Linked DNA regions of Mus musculus: region 1 is linked to region 2. A link is a contact called in ENCODE Hi-C data. All regions are on one chromosome and are shown on one strand. The core of a region is the stretch at or near the end of the contact, and the rest is flanking DNA. Distances in the headings are between cores, read along the strand shown.

Region 1 (5,822 bases), core at 2,224-4,723, 360 kb after region 2:
CTGAAAGTCTGGCCCAGACATGGTGGCATGTGCCTTTAATCCCAGCACTCAGGAGGCAGAGGCAGGAGGATCACTGTGGGTTCAAGGTCAACCTGTTCTACATAGTTCAGAATCCTTTTCTTTCCTGTTGCACCCAGGGCCTCACACATGCTAGAGCAAGTGCTCTGCAGAGCTACGCACCAACGCTAGCTTGTAAGCCTTTGTCAAAAGCTATTGGGCGTAGATGTGTTTCAGAGTTATACACTTCTATTTATTGGGGTTCATATGTGTAAATGTGGGAGTCACTTCTCTCCAACCATATTGGTTTCTGGAGCTCCAACTCAAGTTGTCAGCCTGTTGGCTGTCTCCTTTACCAGCTGAGCTATCTCACCTGGACTCCAGAATTCTGAGTATTTCTGTCTCTTCCTTTACCCTACTAGTGATTGAACCTAGGATCTTTCTCAGGCCAGGCAAATAGTCTACCACTGAGCTATATACATCCCTAACCCTGGAATACAAAAGTTTTGAGAAGAACTTTCAAGGTTGATTATTATGCTAAAAAGGAGTTATAACTATGGCCACCAGTAAACGGAGAATGTGTAATGGGGAGGAAGGGTGTCCAGGCATACTGCTTATCTGGCGTCAGTGACATCACAAACAATAACAGAAACTCCTATGGGCCCTTTCCCTAGCCTCCATTTCCTTCTCTAGATAGATATGAATGGTCAATTCTGTTACTCTCCCATCTCAAGAGCCAGTAATTGAGAGTCACTGTCCAGTCTTCTGGCTGGACATCAGGAAAATCAAGTGACATACCGCCAACCCCAGTCTCATTCATACTGGACACCCTGAAGGAACCCAAGCCTGAAACTGCAGTCCTGCCACCACAACTCTTGCAAAGAAATGAGTCACTCCATTGGAAACAGAAACCTCTCCCTCCCTGACATCCAAAGTTTATTCTTCAGAGCTCTTGAAGTAAATATGAGCTATGACTAAGACGGTAAGCATTGTTCTGTGCTCAGCCTTGTGACTGCACCACTGGGTTCTGGGCTGGAACTCTGCGAGTCAGTCAGCTGTTGCTTCATCTTTATCCATCTTTATGCCTAACTCTAAAGTCACCCCCTCTTTTCTATACAAACATGAAGTTTTAGTCCAACAGACTTTTGTGTCCTACAGGTCTACATCTAAGGACTCGGGAGGGAGAAAAAAACAATTATTGCCTTAACAACAGGCTGTGGATTCTGCAAAACTTGCTATATGCTAAGTTAAACATACCTTAGCTTTTGTTGAAATCTAGAGAGTGACTTCCTCAGGGTTTGATTTTTCAAGACAGGGTCACATAGCCTTGACTGTCCTGGAACTAAGTAGACAAAGCTAACCTTGAACTTCGAGAGATCTGCCCCACTCTGCCTTCTGAGTACTGTGATCAAAGGGATGGTCCCATTGTACCAGGTTCCAAGTATTTTCTTGAAACGTATGACACTCAGGTTTTGGCAAGAACTTGGTTTTATGTTCTTGAAATTTTTGTCCTATCATTTTGCTTTCTTCTACATAAGAGTTGTTTGTTTGTTTGTTTGTTCTTAAATCTTAGGCAAAACTCTGTATGTCTCTCAATTCTTATTGGGCTCATCTTGCATGAGGTAGGACTTAAAAATGTGACTTTGAGGCCACTCTGATCTACATAGTAAGCTCCAGGCCAGGCAATGTTGTATTTTATAAAAATAGAGAAACCAGGGATATGTTTGATAGAGGCCAGGTATAATGTGAGATAAGGGGGTGTCTCTGTGGGCCCATGCTGAGGCATCCCTTCCCCCTGAGAGACCAGCCATAGATGGATGTAGTGTATAGAATAGGGTTTATTCAGGGCATGGGGAGGGGAGTTGGAAGGCAGAGAAAGAGGGGGGGGCAGGTTATGACCATGTGGAGAGGGAGGGGCAAGGGGTGAGAGGTCAGAGCAAGAGCAAGAGATCGAGGAGGGGGCAAAGAAGCGCCTTTTTTAGTGAGTTAGACACACCTGGCTATTGCCAGGTAACTGTGGGACATAGCCTAGATGAAATGTCAACAGGCAAAACTACATAGAGAGATCCTGTCTCAAACAAGGACACACACCAAATGTAGCAAGTTCCCAATTATGCCAATACATAAAAGTGGGATGGGGACAGGTGTCTCCGTGGCTGAGGTCCCTTGCTCTTGTAGAGGATCTCGGTTTGGTTCCCAGCACCCACATCAGACAGCTTACAACCTACTAACTCAATTCCCAGGAGTGCAGACAATCCTTAGACATCTGCACACACCCGGAACACATACAAACAGGTACACACACATATAAAAAATTAAAAGATGGTTTTAAAACAGAATTCTTCAAAAAGACCAAAATCCCTTTTTAATATTTAATTTTTTTTTCATATGACATACTTGATCAGGTCCCCTCCTCTCCAAATCCTCTCAGATCCTCCCCATAAATCCCTTTGAAGAGATTGCCCATGATCCCAGTGTTCAGGGGAATGGGTGATGTCACTAGTACAGACGCTCACCAGGGAGGAATTTTTGGTGGGGTGATTTATTTAATCTTCTTAGAACCCTTGGAGTTTCAGCCACTCTGGCAGGTGGAGAGGACTGAAAGTGTGTCTAATTGGTTTCCGTAATAAGCGCTTTGATTGACCTGCAGTTGCGGTGCCATGCATGTACCAGGCCGATACCCACAAGACTCCGGCTACTTGAGGTACATTGAATTTTTCCAAAGTGGCTTTGAAGAACTACACCTGCAATCCTTCATTTCCTTTTCCTTCTTTACACAGGCTCTCGTGCATTCCAAGCTGGCCTCAGGTTGGTTACCTACCCAAAATGGCCTTGAAATTTCGATCCTCTTGATGCCACCTATTGAGTCTGCGTCATCACACTGGGCTCTAGGTGCTGGCGATGGCACCCAGGGCTTTCTTCAGACTAGACACATACTAACAACTAAACTACTTCTTCAGCCCCAAGAACTACAATTTTCAAAGGCGGTGGTGTGCACATTACATGAATAGGCAGATCTCAACGTAAAGTGCCAAATAAAAGGCGACTCCCTTCTAATTCCGTGGTTTCTTTTGGGTGCTGGGGGTGGGGAAGCTGTCTGTGCATGCAAATCAAGAAGCTGGGGGCAGCCCGGCTCACGCATCTTCCAGGCCGTGTATGACCAGTCCTTGCTCACTACACTGCCAATTCCCTGTGGACTCAGGAAGTGGCTGTTGTTGTCTAGCACCGTCTTCCAGGGCTAAAGGGAGGCTGGAACCCCAAACCCGAAGGACTCGGGGTCGGAGACAGAGACTGCGCCGAGCACGCAGGACGCAGCCAGGAAGCTAGCGCTCCCAGCCACGCTCTGCCTCCCGTCGTCCGCCGTTCCCCCCCACCTCCCCCACGAGCGCCCTGTCGCGCCCCTGCGCGCCCGCCCGGGGACCCACTTGGCGGGCGCGCGCGGGGGCGGGGCCGGCGCGGGGGCGCGCGCGTGAGGCCGCGGGCAGGGGGGCGGGGCGGCAGAGCTCGGTGCCCGGCCTGGAGGACAGCGGTGTCGCGAGTCGGCGATCGGTGGTCCGCGGCAACGCCGAGAGGCCGTACGGGAACGCGGGCGCCGGAGCTCAGAGGTAACGCGGGATGGACCCGGACCCGGCGCGCAGGGAGTGGGCGCGAGCTCCGTGCGCGAGTGAGTAGCGGAGGGCCACCGGCCTGGGCGCTGACGCCGCTGCCCGGGCGCAAGAGGCGGGACGCGGGCACCGAAGGCCGGCGGCTTTTGTCCGTCCGCCGCGGCCGCTGCGCCCTCTCGCGTCGCGCCCGCCACCCGGCCCCTGCCCCTGGCGCGCGGGCCACTCGGGCCCCGCGGCGCGCGCTCCCGCCCTTGTTTTGTTTGGACTTGGGGAGGAGGGGCAGCTCTTCTCGGGTCGGGCCCACCCCCCCTCCGTGCTTGTCTCAGTGCGCATGCTCCGGCGTGCGCCGCGGAGCCCTATTGGCTGCGGGCTTGCGCATGCTCCGAGGCCTGTGGCCCGACTTCCGCCGCGCCCTCCTCCCCTCGGCCTACTGTCAACTTGTCTTCAAGCCCGGTTCGAAAGATGCCGGCACTAGTGAGTGGCTGCGGCGGGCCCGCCCTCCCGGCTTCTCCGCCCCCGCCGCCGCCGTGGCCGCCATTACGGAGTCCCCAGTGGTGAGTGTGCAGAGCTGAGGCCACGCCGGTCGCCGCTGGTCGCCGCCGGGTCCCCGCAGCCAGGAGCGCGGCGTGGTCTCTGCGCGGTACCTCCGCCGCCGCCCTCAGCAGTCCCGCGCCCATCTTACTCCCCACTCCCGCTAGCCCTGCGCTGTCACCGCCACGGCTCTCTGTCGCGCAGCCGCTCGCTCCCGCCTTTGTCTTCGCTGCTCCTCCGGGCGATGCTCAGCCTCTGGGCGCTGTCGCTTCGCTGCTGTCGCCGCCGCCGCTACCCCGACGGCCTTGCGCTTCTGTGTCCCCCGCGAGCCTACACCTCCCCCGGCCTCCGCCGCGCTCCCCAGGCCGGCGCAGGATTGTCAGTGGCAGCCGTCTTAAGCCTAGGCCCGAGTCGATCCAGACTTAAGCAGGCAGTTTTCCTTAACGCCCTTGAGCTAAACCCTCCTTCACAGCCAGAAGTGCTCATGACTTCTCCCCCAGGCTGCTTTACTGCCCTTCTCCGACTGCCCGTTGCTTTGGAGAACGAGTCTTATTAGACCTGGACCTCATACGCAAGCATCTTAGACGTGAAATGTGTCTAGAGAGTCATTCTGCATTTGATCTTAGCCAGAAGGGCCTAGAAGCTATTAGGAAATCGTTTGAAGTTTTTAATTTTTATTTTATCTTCAATTTTATCTTCAGCATAGGCCATATAAGGCTGCCACGAGCTTTCAGTTTCAGAGTGATTTGTTCAAAGCTGCTCTCAAATTTTGTTTTTGAGGTGGTCTCCCTAATGCTTCCTTGGGACTCTGTGCTCCTCCTGCCTCAGCCTCCTGTGTGTGAGTGCAGGGGGTGCTACTGTGAACTGACACCGGAGAGTACACATGTAGTAGGGTTAAGATTGAGGTTCTTAGCCCTAGCTTTCATACTTACTTAGGAGGTGGACCCCTGGACGCTGACTAGGAAGTTACTGAGGCCTGTGCAGATGCAAGTCTAAACTGGAGCCCTGTGGAGCTGTGTGTTTGATCGGCCTCTATCCCTGGCCGTGATAGATATCACTACATGCTACTTAATGAAATGGGAAAGTCGCTAGCAATCACGATGTTTTATCTGAGTGAGGAAAAGCCTGGGAGCTGTGTGAGGGATTTACTGGTCTGTTAGTGACATTAGAAAGGATGCATATTACATGGAGTTTATGGTGACACTCTTGCTAAAAATGCTGACGCAGTAATTTGAAATACATGCCGTAGCCCCAGACCGGCTGCCTTTTCTAATGGCATAAACTACCACCATGGAATTGGGCTTTCTACTTCTGCAAGTTTTTACTGCCTGTATTAAAACAATTTAGGCATCTCCTTTGTCAAAAGTAAGTCATGTTACTATTTACGCATTCAATAAAAAGAACCCAAAATTTGTGGCCACAGGAGAACTTGATAAACCCTAAGTGGAAATATAGTTTGGTTTCCACACCATATGAAGCCAGGTTAAAGAACCATTTTCATTCTTTAGCAAATATTTGTTGAACTCTCATTCTGACCCTGTTATCTTTTAGGCACCCAGTTTTGTATCTGTGACTCAGTAGAAAAAAATGACCTATCCACTTCCAGAGTGGTGTGCAGCTGTAATGCCAGCACTGGGGAGGTGGGCTAACCTGGGCTATTAAGATCCCCCTTGACTCCCATCCCTGCAA
Region 2 (5,708 bases), core at 2,573-5,072:
TGACTCCCTCCATGCATATATTTCTATCAACAAAATATAGAGACCATGGAGAGCATTAGTGCACAGCCCAGGGCCCACACAGCTTCACATTTTAGCAGATTTCCTTCAACTCTTCTTCCCCCTAAAGCCTAGTTTTTTGAGTCTCACATAGTTCAGGCTGCCCTTGAGTTTCACATAGCCCAGGCTGCCCCCAAATCTGCATTGTATCCCAAGCTAACATTGAACCTCTGATCCTTCTGCCCCTGCTAAGATTACAGACACATGTTGCCACACCCAGCATCTCTTTCCTTTTAAACTAAAAACCATCAGAAATTGTTGAAGCCCCTGGGTAGCCCCTTCTAGCCCCTCCTCTGACCCCTTCCCAGAGTGGATGAATCTCAGGTTCAGATAGAGGTTTCTTGCCCACATAGTTTGTATGCTAAGTTCCAATCAAGTTTTTATTTGTTTGTTTTTGAGACAGGGTTTCTCTGTGTAGCCCTGGCTGTCCTGGAACTCACTATGTAGACCAGGCTGGCCTCGAGCTCAGAGATCCACCTGCCTCTGCCTCCTGAGTGTCATTCAGGTTTCAATGACAGTGTCCTATGGCATGCATGCTGTCACCTTGCTTTTAGGGTGTGGCATGGTGCTCAGGGGTATGTTCACATTGATCCACATCACCCAAGCCATCTGCATGCCACTCGCAATTCTGTGCGACAAATAGTCCCCTGATGAGGGGCTCGCGAGCCCCTCCCATTGATTGGACACCGTGAGCTGGGCTTTGTGCGAGGAGTCCTCAGCACATCTGGAGGATGCTCTTCTCTGGAGTAAACACATAAAATAGATAGCTCAGTCGTAGGTCTCCTAAGGGTTTTTCAACTTCAATAAATATACTACATCAGAATATGTATCACAGCCCTAGAGGATCTGACAAAAAAATAATCTCAACACAATTGTAATAGACAAAATTAGTGACTCTTTTCCTCTATTAAATCTCTGTGAAGGAATATTCTCTCTCTCTCTCTCTCTCTCTCTCTCTCTCTCTCTCTTTCTCTCTATCACACATACATGCACACACATGCACATATATATGAACACACATGAACATGCACACACACACACACACACACACACACTCACACACACGCTGTTTTGTGAAGCAAATCATCTTGGTTTCTTTTCTTGAAGCTATGATAAAACACCCTAACAAAAAAAACAGCTGAAGGAAGAAAGGATTCATTTCAGCTGAAGTTCAAGGTACAGCTCATGGTGGCGGGGTAGCCCGGGCAGCCGGAATGGGAAGCATCTGGTCACAGCACATCTATGATGGGGAAATGAGAAGAATGAACGCTGGCTGCTGCTCCCCTCACTGTTCCCACTTACACTGTGTAGGATCCTGTGCAGGGAATGCTGCCGCCCACAGTGGGCATGGGTCTTCCCACTTCAATTTGCATAATCACTACTCCCGGCACAGGCCTGCCCAGAGGCCCAGGATCTCATGTCAGCCAAGCTGGCCTCAGACTCACTATGTAGTTGAAGCTGACCTTGGATTGATCATCCACCTGTCTCTTTCCCAACTGCTGGGATTGCAAACATGTGCCTCTGCAGAGTCAGGAAGACCAGGGTTTGAGGTGAGCCTGGGCTGCAAAGCAAGACCCTGTCAATACAATACATTTAGTGGCCAGGCAGAGGTGGCCACACGCCTTTAATCCCAGCACTCGGGAGGCAGAGGCAGGGGGATTTCTGAGTTTGAAGCCAGCCTGGTCTACAAAGTGAGTTCTAGGACAGCCAGGGCTATACAGAGAAACCCTGTCTCGAAAACAAAACAAATTAAATCAAATCAAAACAAAACAACAACAACAAAAACAACAACAACACCCAATACATTTAGAGATGTTTTGAAGACCAGTTGTTGTCTTAGTCAGGGTTTCCATTGCTGTGAACAGACACCATGACCAAGGCAACTCTTATGAAGGACAGCAGTTAATTGGGGCTGGCTTACAGCTTCAGAGGTTCAGTCCATTATCATCAAGGTGGGAGCATGGCAGTGTCAAGGCAGGCATGGCGCTAGAGGAGCCGAGAGTTCTACATCTTGTTTTGAGGGCCAAAAGGAGATGACTGGTTCCCATGTGACTAGGAGGAGGGTCTCAAAGCCCACCCCCAACAATGACACACTTCCACCAACAAGGCCACACCTCCCAACAGTGCCACACTCCCTATGGGCCAAGTATATTCAAGCCACCACAGCTGCCCTGAGAACTTTAGCCAGCTGCTCTTTTCCCTGCCTGGCAGGAGGACCTGAGTTCAAATCTGCCTTGTTTATGCCCCTTTTCAGAAGTGTAGCTTAGAATCTCATCCGCCTGCCCGATGCTTACCTGTCCTATCTTTCTTTGGTCCCCTGGACTACACTCAGGCTAGCCCATTCCTCTGCCCTGACTGATTCTGTCACAGTGTTAAGGCTGGCCCCATTCCTCTCCTTGACTGATTCAGTGTTAATTTCTTCTCCAGCCTTGCTTGCCCATGATGCATCTCTGACCCCAGCCCAGCCCACCTCCAGTTAGATTCTTCTCCTATTGTCTCTCTTTCATTATCTAAATGCAACATCTGCAATAACCTACTACTAAGAAACAAAGATCACTGGTAAAAAAAAATTTTTAAATGGATTTGTATGTATGTGGACCTGCCTGTGTGTGCACGTACCACATGTGTTAGTACCTATGGAGGCCAGCAGGGGGCAGTGTATTCCCCCTGCTGGAGTTACAGGCTATTGAGAGCTGCTTGATGTGGCTGAAAGCCAAAGCCAGGACCTCTGAAAGAGCAACAGGCTCTGCTAACTGCCGAGTCAATTCCTTAGTCCTTGGGAGAAAACATTTTATAAACCATTGTAAGCAGAGGAAGTTACATCTCCATCCACTCACCCTAAGTTTCCTGAGAAGGCTCTCTGGCTTGGAGGTCAGCAGCCCCAACGCTAGTCTCTGGAAGTTTATAGTCCTCTGAAACTGCTAGAGCGCCTTCTCAGTCAAAGCAACAAGGGAAACGTAGTGAACTGTCCCTGGACTCACAAGCAAAGGACAGGAGGCCATTTCATTTGGAAATGCCCCCTTTTTCCCAAAGCTAAAGCCCAAGATTATTATACCATACAGGTGATGCTGTGTGGACAATTCCTAACACCATTTACATATAAGACACACATGTCCCATTCCACGTGGGGCAAATTCCTTCGCCATCTTCTGGGAGGACACTATATCGAAGCATCTTTCAGTAAGGGCAGGCCTGATTTGGTTTGGATATGAAATGCCCCCTCCCCGACCTTAGACACATATGTGGAAGGTTTGGTCTCCAATACAACGCACAGAGGTGAAGCTGTGGGAGAGTTGTTTGGATCCTGATAGCTCTGGCCCAATCAGTCCATCTGTCAATCATCTGACAGCCCCATCAGAGGGGGTAGAGACTGGGAGGCAGGGCCTTGGTGGGGAAAGGAAGCCATTGGGAATGTACCCTTGAAGGGCACATCTGTCCCAGCCCCTCCCCACTCTGTGCTTCTGCGCTGCCATGACATAAGCCGTTTCTGCCACCTTGCTATCCTGCTTTGCCATAGGCCTGAAAGGAACTGACCAGAAGGCTATAGAGTAAAGCCTGGAAAACCACGAGCCAAAAGGAATCACTCCTTCCTGATATTGTCAACCGGAAGCACCAAACTGGAAGTCCTTGGGGGTGAGATGTCCACCATTGCAGCCTTGGAAGGAAGCAAGCATTCTGATGGTTTAATGTCACAGCCCCAGGGGACAGGGGCCTCCCTGTGTGACTTGGAGTTTCTTAGGAGCTGTGGTCAGTAGGCTCAGAGAAAGGGCTCACTGCTCGCCTGTTCCCCCAGCTCTTACTGACTCTCTCTCTCTCTCTCTCTCTCTCTCTCTCTCTCTCTCTCTCTCTCTCTCTGCTGAGCTCCCACTGTCTCTAGGCTCTTAGCCTGCATCCTGGGAAGGTCAGTAGGTCACAGATGGGGCACCACCTCATTTGCTTCCTGGAGTAGCTGCGGTGATGCAGCCACGCTGGTAACAGTCTGGGACAACAGAAAGCAAACAGATTGTTCTGACAGCCACACAGCTCTGGGAATTCACTAAAAAAAAAAAAATCATTGACTTGTACACTTAAAATGCATGACCAAGACAGGCTATGTACTGTGCTAGGGTGGTGGGCGAGGTAGGAGAATGATGAGTTTGAGGCTAGCCTGGGCTACATAGAGAGGTTCTGTCTAGAACAAACAAATCACTGCAGTGGTACCCACCTATGAACTCAGTACCTGGGAGATGTGGCAAGAGGGTCGGGCGTTTAAGGTCATCCTAGGCTACATAGCAAGTGTGGGGCTAGCCTGGGCTACATAAGCCTCTGTCTCAAAAACAAAACAACAACAACTAAGTGTGAATTCTGTTAAGCACAGTGAAGACATGAGGTCAGGTACCTGGAGGAAGGGGACCCTCCCCAGGTCAGCCAAGGAGGTCCTTTTTGAAGTGACGCCCTATGGACCTAACAGGTCAGGAGTAGAGGTAGCTTCAGTGAGGGCTAGCCTGGTTATGCTTGCCTGGTGGGAACCCAGTATTACGGGACCCGTGAGCTCTACTTTCTGTCCTTTTGGTTTTGAGACAGGGTTTTACTAAGTAGCTCAAGCTAGACTAGAACTCACTCTGTAGCATAGGCTGGCCTCAAACTCCTGATCCTGTCACCTCTGCCTCTCAGGTACTAGAGTGTAGGCATGAGCCACCACACTTGGCTGGGAGCCCTTCCCCACACACACCATCTGTAGGGCTCATGCAAGGCTGAGGGTTGTCCTAGACTTCACACCAATGAGGGGTAAGTCCTAGACATGGGGTCTGTCTATGTCTGGCTGAGTTTTTTTTTTGCTCTACCCCACCCTAGTCCAGGAGCCCACGCTCACTGACTACATGTCTTTTGTGGCCTGCCACAACTGGAGCTTGGGCTTCAGTGGGCAGTGGAGGTGCCCAGGCCTGTGCTGGGCTAGGAGGTGGCTGAGGCCCAATGACTTCATGGCGTCTCCACAGACAGCAGCAACCCAAGCAGTATGAGTCATGCGGTTGGAGGACTGTGAGACCGTGGGATCTCAGCACATTTGATAGGTCACAGGGACATCAGCCAACCCGGATGTTAAAACCACAGGCTGGGAGGAGACCTGCTGGCCCACTCTCCTCCTGTACCTGCCCAGGACCTTCTCTCAAGGGCCTGTAGCTCCCAGCATCAGAGCTGGATGAAAGCGCACAAGGCCATTCCCCAGCTGTGTGACCTAGAACACACTGAGCGAGGCTCTCCATGCCAGGCTTGGGAAAGGAAGAGGTAGGTCAGGACCAGAATCCTCCACATAGCTCTATGTCCCGCTCTTTGCATCCTGTCAGGAAGAGTGGCTTCCCACCTAGTGGTAGTTCTGTGTTCTCTATCCATGAATACAAAGTGTCCCAGGTCTTCTGTGTTTTGGGACCTCTTCCCTAGAGATTAGGAGTCGCTTGATCAGGAAGGCTAGGCCATCAAGAACTTCTCATAGCTCCTCAGATGATGCCAAGGGACCAGTGGGATCCAAACAAAAACTGGAGGCCCAGCCTTTCATTTCATAGCCAAGGAGACTGAGACCTGGAGATCACACAGAGCTTTCTCCAAACCCAAGGGCCACACCTTATGCAGCCATCTGGCTCCCAGGATTGCTTCTGTTAAATAGGGGGGTGTCC

Evidence for each region. Hi-C counts contacts between places; a loop is a spot of excess contacts on that map.
Region 1: a map of T-helper 17 cell shows a loop between it and region 2 (3-fold over the local background). The contact joins the promoter of Hp1bp3 here to the enhancer-like site in region 2. A Hi-C loop is called at or near these places in 4 of 37 maps with a recorded cell type or tissue (T-helper 17 cell, T-helper 2 cell, left cerebral cortex and 1 more).

The regions. Positions count from the first base shown.
Region 1 is chr4:138,213,139-138,218,960 of GRCm38, forward strand. It overlaps Hp1bp3 (heterochromatin protein 1, binding protein 3), which reads left to right and starts at 3,474. Exons shown (of 13, transcript NM_010470.3): 1 at 3,474-3,602.
Region 2 is chr4:137,848,954-137,854,661 of GRCm38, forward strand. No RefSeq gene overlaps it. Among named protein-coding and RNA genes, the nearest start is that of Ece1, 10 kb to the right of the region's middle. Within about 2 kb of position 3,823, at least 1 of the 3 ENCODE cell types and tissues checked has a DNase peak (open chromatin) inside an H3K27ac peak, as active enhancers do.